Regions from separate parts of the Homo sapiens genome. Here region 1 is linked to region 2. A link is a contact called in ENCODE Hi-C data. All regions are on one chromosome and are shown on one strand. Each heading gives the region's core, a stretch centred on a gene start or an enhancer-like site at or near the end of the contact. The rest is flanking DNA. Distances are from core to core; before and after follow the strand shown. Region 1 overlaps LINC00673 (long intergenic non-protein coding RNA 673). Region 2 overlaps LOC105371882 (a long non-coding RNA gene).

Region 1 (4,728 bases), core at 410-2,909, 2.3 Mb after region 2:
TTTTTTAAAAAGCAGCAGCAGAAGCAGCAGGTGATAAACCAGGGCAAATCCTATGCCAGGAGACACCTAAATCAGCACCCCCAATGGTTATGTGACCTGAGAAAGGAACTCCATGCCACCAGAATGTCTAGATGAGCAGTTGGAGGGTCCCTTGGCAAAACCTAAGAGATGGGGTTCTGGGATCTATTTTTGCGCCTGCCCAACCCACTAAGAAAGGGAGAGAAGGCAGAGGAGCTGCTCTCTGCAGCTGCCAAGGGCAGGCTGTCTGCTCATGCTGGAGCCCAGACAAAGCACACCCACCCGGTGGTGATTTATCAGCCGTGGGAGGCCCAAGAAGCTCTTAAGCCGCAGGTGGGTGCCTGTAAAGCCACCCTCCCTGGGGAGCACAGACCTCAGGCCTTGCTCTGCTGCTAATCACCATAAGCACCCCGGTGCCTCAACCCCGATCTGGGTGGCCCTTAACCACTCCCAAAGCCCTGTCACATGCTCAGTGATCTCAGCCGGCCTCACATAAACCCTGTCAAGTAAGCAGGACAGGTGTTGTTATTATTCCCACTTTACAGATGGGGAAAACTCTGGGGGAGCAGTTCGATGGCTTGCTCAGGGCCACCCAGGGAGCACATGTCCCAATTCCTCCCATAGACTAGGCAGGCAAGTGGCATCGCCACTCCCTCTGTGCTGCCTGCCAGCACTTGAGGGTTTTACAAAGGTGGCAACAAATACCAGGGATGTCTCTTCCCCCTGGGCCCTGGGTCCCTTTTTGGACACTGGGGAGCCTGACTCACTAAAACTCCTGTGTCTTTCTGTTCAATCATCCTCCCTCCTCCTGCTTGACAGTTTGGAAGTGGAGGGGCAGGGCCCTGGCAGGAGTAGACATAGCTTGTGCCCAGGCTGAGCCTCCCCCAGGAGCAGTAAAACATGCCTTTTGGGATCTGAGAGGAGAAGCTGCCCATTCTGTACTTTTCCAGACGTGGAGAAAGAAAGGAGAAGGCAGAGCAGATTTGAACTCCTGGCTCAACTCACCAGCCCTGTAGAGGTCCTCAGAGATGAGCCTTGTATTTCACTAAGCAGCCCCAGGAAGCGGTTTGGGGGACTTCAGAGCAGAATGGAGCAAGAGGAACACTGCCCTTGTTGGGGGCCGGAAGTCGGTGGGGTGTGAGTTAGTGATCCTCAGGTCAAGGGCCTCCACGGGAGGATGGGACCCCTGGACCCACATAACCCACGCTTCCCAAAGGCCTTCACTGCAGATTCGACGGAGCCGCAGGAACCAGGACTCAGGAGGTGGCACCTGCAGGGCCGGGAGGAGAGGGACATGCAAATGAGGCCAGGCCATCCACAGCCCACTCCTCCTGGAAGCCCAGAGTCTGGCTGGCAACTTGAACCTGATCTTCTAAACAGGACAAAAAAAGAAAAAAAAGTTGTGATTTCCCCTGACCAACCCATTTCTTTTTCCCCCTTCCCCAACCCCTGTGGAATTTGCACCCTCAAGAGGCACCTGGGGAGCCACCAGCAACTAAGAGTTCAAGGGGCTCCTCTGCATTTGGGGTCAGGCAGAGAGGAGCCACAGCAAGGGAAGGTGAGTGGACAGTTGCAAGCTGTGAAAAGCCAAGTTGCCTCCAGGCATCTAGGCCTGCGTTTGGTTCCCATGACACTCTTACTGGCAGCGTTAATAACTAACCACGTCCCAGACAGGTGCTGGCGGCCTAGCCTTAGGAGTTCTTGTTCAGGGCTGGAAATGAGTCACTTCCCTTTTATAGTTTGCTAGGAGACTGAGTCACCCAGGGGCCGACCCTTTCACACAAGTTCTCACACCCTGGCCAACTAATATCCATGTTCATACCCTAGACCTACCCATCTACCAGGTCAGCCAGGCCCAGTGGGGCTGACCCTCATGGTCTATGTCAAACAGCATCCCCAGGAGTGACCCAGTCCCTGCCTTTTCCCTTTGTCCCCCTACTCTCTCAATGGAGATGGCCCACTCACTGTCCCAAGAGGCAGCTCCTGCCTGGGCAGCTGTCTGAGAAGGACAGAGTCTGACAGGTAGGCGCCCATGCCCAAGGCCCAGTTAGATCCACCTCATCTTTGACCTTACTCTAAACATTGCTCTCATACGTCCTCAATCCTCTGTTTGGAAACCAAAAACACCAGAAGTGGAAAGTTCCAGAGCTGATGAACTAAAGGACAAAACTGCGATGCAGCAAGTCAGCTTCAACCCTCTCGGGAAGGGCAGAGGCTGAAAGCAGGTAAACTGAGGCCTGTGACTGTTAATACACTCCCCTACTTCAGGAGTCAGGTGGGAGGCAGGAGAGGTAGGTCATCGAGTCCAAGGCTCTGAGCACCCACATTCGTCAGGTGGCTCTGGTGTCAGTCTCTCAGGACTAATCTCCTGATAGACAACAAATAAACATCATTAGAGAAAACAAGCTCATATGCATTTTTCAGTAACCCTTCTTTCCCCACTCTCGTATGGCCTCTCTTATGTTTGCCAGCAGGTGGGTACCCATGCCCAAGACCCAGTGACATCCATCTCACCTTTGACCTTTACCCTAAACATTGCTCTCATAACTCCTCAACCCAAGGGGTGCATTTGGTCTTTTTTAATTTAAAAAATTAATTTTTCTTAATTAAAAAAGAGTGTATGTAAGAGAAAAAGAAATAATGAAACTAAAAAACAGGAGGTTAAAAAAAAAAAAACCTCCCCGAAATAGTTTGGGGATTTACTTTTTTTTTTTTAATCCTCAGAAAGTCCCTCTTGCTACCTGGTTTCTAAAACAGACAATCAACAGAGATGACATCAGATTAAACAGCACTGGGTGTCTCACTGCCAGGGGCTCCAGGCAGGTGTGAGACTGACAGGTTGAGAAAAGATGACACTATTTCTTCCCTTAGAAGATGAAAACCAAGGAGGAGAAATGACAGCAGAGGCTGAGCCCCGGGTGTGGTGGGAAACGTGACACCCTGCCAGCCGTTGGCCTTTTGGGTGAACTCTGCTCGCTCCTCTGCATGGGACGACACTGCAACCCGGCGCTTGTTAGTTCCCCCATCTCTCAGGTATCACAGCCAAACTCACCCCAAGGGCTCAGAAAGCTCAGCCTGTGGCTGTCTCACCTCCACAGAGCCCCCTGGACTTTCCAAGCCTGCATTTTGAACTCTGTTGGCTGCGGCCGTGGCTTTCACTTGACCTCTGCAGAGAGAGAGGGGCTTTCCCTGGGACACACGTCTTGCACATAGCAGCTAAGAGCGCCAGCCAAGCTTCGTCGATAGCACCAAGGGTCCAGATGCCAGGAGAGAGACTCCACCCCCAGAGGTGGCTCAAGAGTCCAAGTGAGTCATGAGGTCTGACCAGCGACCATAATGTCCCAGGGTGAAGTGGGAGGCCTGGAGATGGAGCCCGCTGCAGGGACAGGAACCACAGTGACTCACAGTTGGACCCCGAGGGGAAGTTCCATCTGCAAATCCTCTAAATGGCTCTGGTCCCCGGGTGAGCTCATCTGCACTGCCGCTGACACTCAGAACCAGGACTGGCTTCTTTCTCCCAGGGCCCGGGTTTTTCACTCTCAATTATGGTTATGGCAGAAACCAACATTCGAGCCGCAGCACCTCTCCCCTACCCGCCACACACACACACACACACACGATGGATGGACCTGGGGAGACAGCGTGTCCTCCTGGAGCGTCAGAGTTTTCACCTTTAAAAACAGTCCTTCCTCCTAATGATCTCACCACAGAAGCTCTTGGAGCTATATGGTAGGGAATGTGACAGTTCTTTAAAAGGAAGTATGTGAAATCCACACAAGGCAGTAACATTGTAATATCACTGTTTAAAACTTTGGCTCCAGGGACCTGGCCATGAGGCTACCATCTTGCTCCATCTCCCTGGGCCATTGGTCTGGGAGCGGAAGAATGCAAGGCATTGGGGAGGAAAGTGTCCATGTTGCCCAGGAGCCTGGCGGGATCACTCAGAAACACACTCAACCTTGGGAGAAACACACAGGTAAAGACCCCACCACTCCCATTGCCCTTTCCTGCTCTAAGCGCTTCCAGCAGACTGCAATATGTCCACAATTCTAAGGCTTTATCAGGTAGAAGGGGGTTCTGGCGTGGCCCCCAGCTAGCTCTCCACCGTGTGCATGAACAGCAAGGTCCCCCAACCAAGGGCACCAGGCATTCATTTCCCTTATAGGTTCTGTTTTCAGGTTACGTGCAATCACGGGACAGCTGCTAATCACCACCAAGACGGGGCCGTCCCAGAAGCATTCTTAGAAAGACACGCTGGTTCTGCGAGCTCTGAAGCACCCTTAGCCTGTCCTGCCTGGAGGATCATTGTGGCTGCAGGACGAGAAAGACAAGAGGAAAGACGGCCGACCCATTCATTCCTGCCGTTGTCAAGTTGTCCTTTCTTGGAGGGAGGAGGAAGACGGGAGGGTGCTAAGAGGCTGCGAGACAACAAGGGGACCCCTCAAAGAGCATCAGGGAGACCACGAAGAATGATCTCAAGCAGTATTAGCTGCTCCATGGCATGATAATGTCCCTGTTGGGTGTTCCCTGCACTCTGTACCCCTCATACCCTAACTTCATCAGAACAGGAGGAAGGGGGCATTTGCTGTCTCTCTCTTCCTACCCATCTTCCCCACTCCCTTTCATTTCTTTTTTTTTTTTTTTTTTTTTTTTTTTTTTACTGCTGGGGCTGCAATCTGCCAGTGTGAACCCTGGTGGCTCTGCAGGCAG
Region 2 (4,518 bases), core at 259-2,758:
GATTGCACATCTCCAGACGTCTTTTTCATAAGTGAAAATAAATATGATTTCTAATTGACACAGCAATATATCTAAGGGAAATTATCCAGGAAACAAGCCTGGTTTAAAAAAAAAAAAAACGATGCACAGCTTAGGTCCAACTTGTACTTGTCCATGACAGTTGATGGAGTTGATCACTGTGGAAACAGCTAGCTTTCTTTCTTGCTTTTTTCTTTCTTTCTTTCTTTTTTTTTTTTTTTTGAGACAGTCTTGCTCTGTTGCCCAGGCTAGAGTGCAGTGTCATGATCTCAGCTCACTGCAACCTCTGCCTCCTAGGTTCAAGCCATTGTCCTGCCTCAGCCTCCCCAGTAGCTGGGATTACAGGCCTGCACCACACCCAGCTAATTTTTGTATTTTTAGTAGAGACAGCGTTTCACCATGTTGGCCAGGCTGGTCTCGAACTCCTGACCTCATACTTTCAAAGGAGTTGAGGACATGCCACTATCGTAAGACACACACACAAAGGATTGCTTTTGGCCTGGAAATCCCTCTGAGATGCTGGTGGTGGAGTGACCTTGATAAAAGGATTAACCAGGCCCACTGCTCTTTTGCTTCTTTCTTCCCCCCAACATAAAATCCACAGAAACCTGGATAAAGCAGGCACTGTACAACTTGGGCAAAAAATAAAACTGCTAATACTGTCTCAGACCCTCTATCCCTCACCAAGACCAAACTTCATCCATTTAGAATATTTGAGAGGATTTTTAATACACACAAAGGAATCCAGATTTTTCTTTAAATATTTGTATTTCATCATTTCTGAGTGGGCCAGGACATGTGCTGAGTGGATTCTCTGGGCCACTTTTATGTAAATTTTTAGGCACCAGATTCTACTCAGTTTAATATATTCTATCTATTAGTCTCATCAGTTACAAGCCTTGATTCTTCTGTTCTGAATGTTCTGTAAGGCGTGTGCAAAGTCCTGTGTCTTTTAAGGTAAGACTTGCCTGTGGATATCTAGAAACCACGCCTATTCACCCTGCGTACTCTATAAATCACAAAGCCCTGACTCAATTCTAAAATCAGCGTGGCCTCTCTCTCTCTCTCACTTTCATTTTTAAAGGAGCAGTATGACCCAGGCTCCCGAGAAGAGAGCTTCTGGCTCCACATGCAAAATGCAAGTTAGTGTTAACACAGAACACACAGATTATGCAGCAGGGAAGCACTTGGTAAATTCCTTTCAAATGTTCCCCTAGATAGGAGGTCTTTGAAAGCAAAAACTAGTAACCGAGATTCAGTCCAGATAAATCTGTGGGCAGACAGCAAGTGAGGTCCCCTAGAAGGGGCATTTTCCTAAAAAGACATAATCATAATGCTGCCCAGAAACCATCATTGGTCTGCATTACTTTGTACCTTTTCTTCAATCAGAAAAACCTTATCTACCAGTAAATTCCCAAGTGTTTTCTTTCACTGCTCTTGGTTTCCTAAAGCAACTGAACGCACTCCTCTTATGACTATGCGGTTGGGTCATGAGATTTGGCTTGGAGTAAGCAGCCTCTTGCCTCATCCTGCCACCCTGTGCTTCTTTCCTTGGAAATGTCCAAGCTTGTGGTTTGGGATTCTCTGTGCAGAGTTTTGAGACTTATGTCGACACCTCTACATGTTTTGAAATTCAATAGATTGAGTTGCTGAGCACCTAGCAGGGATGGTAGAAAAAACAAAAATAGAATGAATAAAATAAACTATGGCCTTTTCCTGTTGGGTCTCATTGATTTATTCTACTTTGTAAATATTGTAACGTAAAAGGATACCATGTCCAGGGTCTGTCTGCTGTCCCAAGAAAAAGCAGCTGGACTGAGCTGGAGAGTCTTCCAAATAAATAAGACAATCTGTGCTGGGTAATCACTCATCTCAGGCCTGGAGTGGAAACTCTGGGGACGCTTCAGGCTGCAGAGAAACAGGTTAATTATTTAAAGTATTTCAGCAAGCCTGATGGATGAAAACTCAAACAAATAGATTAAGTCTTGCTAAATTACATAGCCAAAGAATGCTGGTTTTTGTTTTTTTTTTTTTTTTCCTCTATGCTATCATTTACCACAGGGGCCAATGAAAGGTCTTTAATCACTGTCTAAGTAACCTGAACTTGAGACAGAAAGGGCCCCTGGAGATTTAGTCACTGTGAAAACTTCTTTACAGCAAGTTATCAGAAATCTTCAACTTTCCACATAAAATACTTCAGTCACATGCGATACTCACTGTGGTTAAATGCCCTTTATTTGAATTAGAAGCACATGTTGAAGATCAATTATTTATTGTGCTGCTGGTTGATTCTTTCTGACACTAGTTGGCCTGGGGAAGGGAGGCTAGTCATAGGGGCCGGGTTAAGGACAGAGCTAGCCTCTGCTAGCCGCCAATTCCAGAACCAAAGATTTTTAGGATATCAGGAGGACATCAGATCCCTTTTTATGTAGGAGGAAACCTCCAACTCGGGAGTTATCTGCCTAAAGAGTGACAGACATGGAGGGACGGAAGAAGAAAACACAATTACCAATGGCCAACCTGGGGCAATAAGCAGACCTGATGCTGCCCAAAGTTGAAGTATTGCTATTTTTTAATCAGTAAATAGCGCAAATGATCATTTCGAGACCCTTTGTTAAATAGCAAGCTAGTATTTTCTAGAAGTGCTATTGATCATTAAGTATTTAAAGAAGTGGCCGGGCACGGTGGCTCAGCCTGTAATCCTAGCACTTTGGGAGGCTGAGGCGGGTGGATGACCTGAGGTCAGGAGTTTGAGACCAGCCTGGCCAACGTGGTGAAACCCTGTCTCTACTAAAAAATACAAAATTAGCTGGACGTGGTGGCACGCACCTGTAATTCCAGCCACCTGGGAGGCTAAGGCAGGAGAATCGCTGGAACCCGGGAAGCGGAGGCTGCAGTGAGCCGAGACCATGCCGCTGCACTCCGGCCTGGGTGAGACTCTGTCTCAAAAGGAAAAAAAAAAAAAGTATTTGGAGAAGCTGGGAAAACAAAGGTAAAAAAAAAGAAATGTGGGAGGCAGCTGGTAAGAGTCATGATAAAGGAAGATAAACTTCTTCAAAATGTGCACAAACAACGATTGAATAAAAAAAAAAAAGCTCACACCTTTTCAGGGAAATGCTAATGTACAGTGAGGCACACCTATGTACACTGATTTATTGCCACCAAACCTTTTACCTTGGAAGCAGAAATGTTTAGTCTTTTGGCAGGGCCGGCCTTAAAGCATAAGCAAACACAAGGAGCAACAGGTTTTTTTGGGTTTTTTTTGGTTTTGTTTTTTTTGGGAGCAACAGGGTTTTTTTTTGTTGTTGTTTTTGTTTTTATCATTAAATGGAAGTGCTCCCTTCTTGAAACAAGTGCTATGAAGAAAACAGCCCAACCTGAGAGAATCACACAGATTTGGTCTGGATACAGCCACTTATTAACTGTGCCACCTGGAGCAACTGAGCTGCTGTCTCCAATTCTCAGTTTCCTTAGCTATAGATTTCCTTTCTGTATTAAGCTACAAATTTAAGGGTGCAGAATTAAGAATCAAATGCCTTAAGTTTGAATTCTAGTTCTTCTTCTTTCTTTTTTAAAAAATTAATTATTATTATTATTATTATTTTGAGATGGAGTCTCACTCTGTCACCCAGTCTGGAGTGCAGTGGCATGATCTTGGCTCACTGCAACCTCCACCTCCCAGGTTCAAGCAATTCTACCACTTCAGCCTCCAAAGTAGCTGGGATTAAAAGTAGCTGGGATTACAAGCGTGCGCCACCACACTCAGCTAATTTTTTTTTATTTTGTAGACATGGAGTTTTGCCATGTTGGCCAGGGTGGTCTCGAACTCCTGACCTCAGGTGATCCACCTGCCTCAGCCTCCCAAAGTGCTGGGATTACAGGCGTGAGCCACCATGCCCAGCCTAGTTCTACTACTTTCTTACTGTGTGACTTTGGGCAATTTACTTAACCTCTCTGGGCCCAAGTTTTCTCAACTGTGAAGTAAAGAAAATAACAGTACCCACCTTACAATTGTTAAAAGGGTTAGTGAGAAAATATTTATAAGGTCCTTAGAAGAATGCCTAGCACATAATGAATGCTAATACAGTGTAGGCAATTAATACTGCCAGCAGCAAACTCATCTCTTTTGGTGTTTCATAATTTACATTCCTTAACTTTTAACATTGACCTAATCAAAAAAACAAACAAAAAATTAAAAAGGAGAAATCACGCAACGATTTTAGTAGAAGAAATATAAATTATTCCCAATCCAAGTGTAAATTGTTTCCGTACTATCTGACCAAAATTACTTTGGATGATTTATATCATACATCCTTTCCATTGTGGGAGGCATGAGCATTCAGTAAAATACAGTTTTGAAAATAAAATACTACTCTACTCAGATACACCTAAAGCTTAGTGAATAGCAACAAACAGAGGAAAAATCAAACTGCATAAAATACAGGATAATCCTCCTGCATTATCTACTTACTGGGCATTAAATTAAAGCCATTTCCAAAA

Evidence for each region. A loop is a pair of places that touch in the nucleus more often than their neighbours do. Pooled maps may share reads with other maps.
Region 1: a map with no recorded cell type shows a loop between it and region 2 (9-fold over the local background). The contact joins two enhancer-like sites. A Hi-C loop is called at or near these places in 2 of 37 single-sample maps with no recorded cell type and 4 of 50 pooled maps.

Annotation. Positions count from the first base shown.
Region 1 is chr17:72,419,677-72,424,404 of GRCh38, forward strand. LINC00673 (long intergenic non-protein coding RNA 673) reads right to left here. Exons shown (of 4, transcript NR_152516.1): 3 at 1,024-1,390. Among named protein-coding and RNA genes, the nearest start is that of LINC02003, 79 kb to the left of the region's middle. RefSeq lists enhancers at 1,271-2,470, 1,861-1,920, 1,971-2,100, 2,714-3,123, 3,204-3,513 and 1 more. Within about 2 kb of position 1,660, at least 15 of the 41 ENCODE cell types and tissues checked have a DNase peak (open chromatin) inside an H3K27ac peak, as active enhancers do.
Region 2 is chr17:70,136,508-70,141,025 of GRCh38, forward strand. It overlaps LOC105371882 (a long non-coding RNA gene), which reads right to left. Exons shown (of 4, transcript XR_934953.3): 4 at 1,730-1,926. Among named protein-coding and RNA genes, the nearest start is that of KCNJ2-AS1, 31 kb to the right of the region's middle. Within about 2 kb of position 1,509, at least 21 of the 41 ENCODE cell types and tissues checked have a DNase peak (open chromatin) inside an H3K27ac peak, as active enhancers do.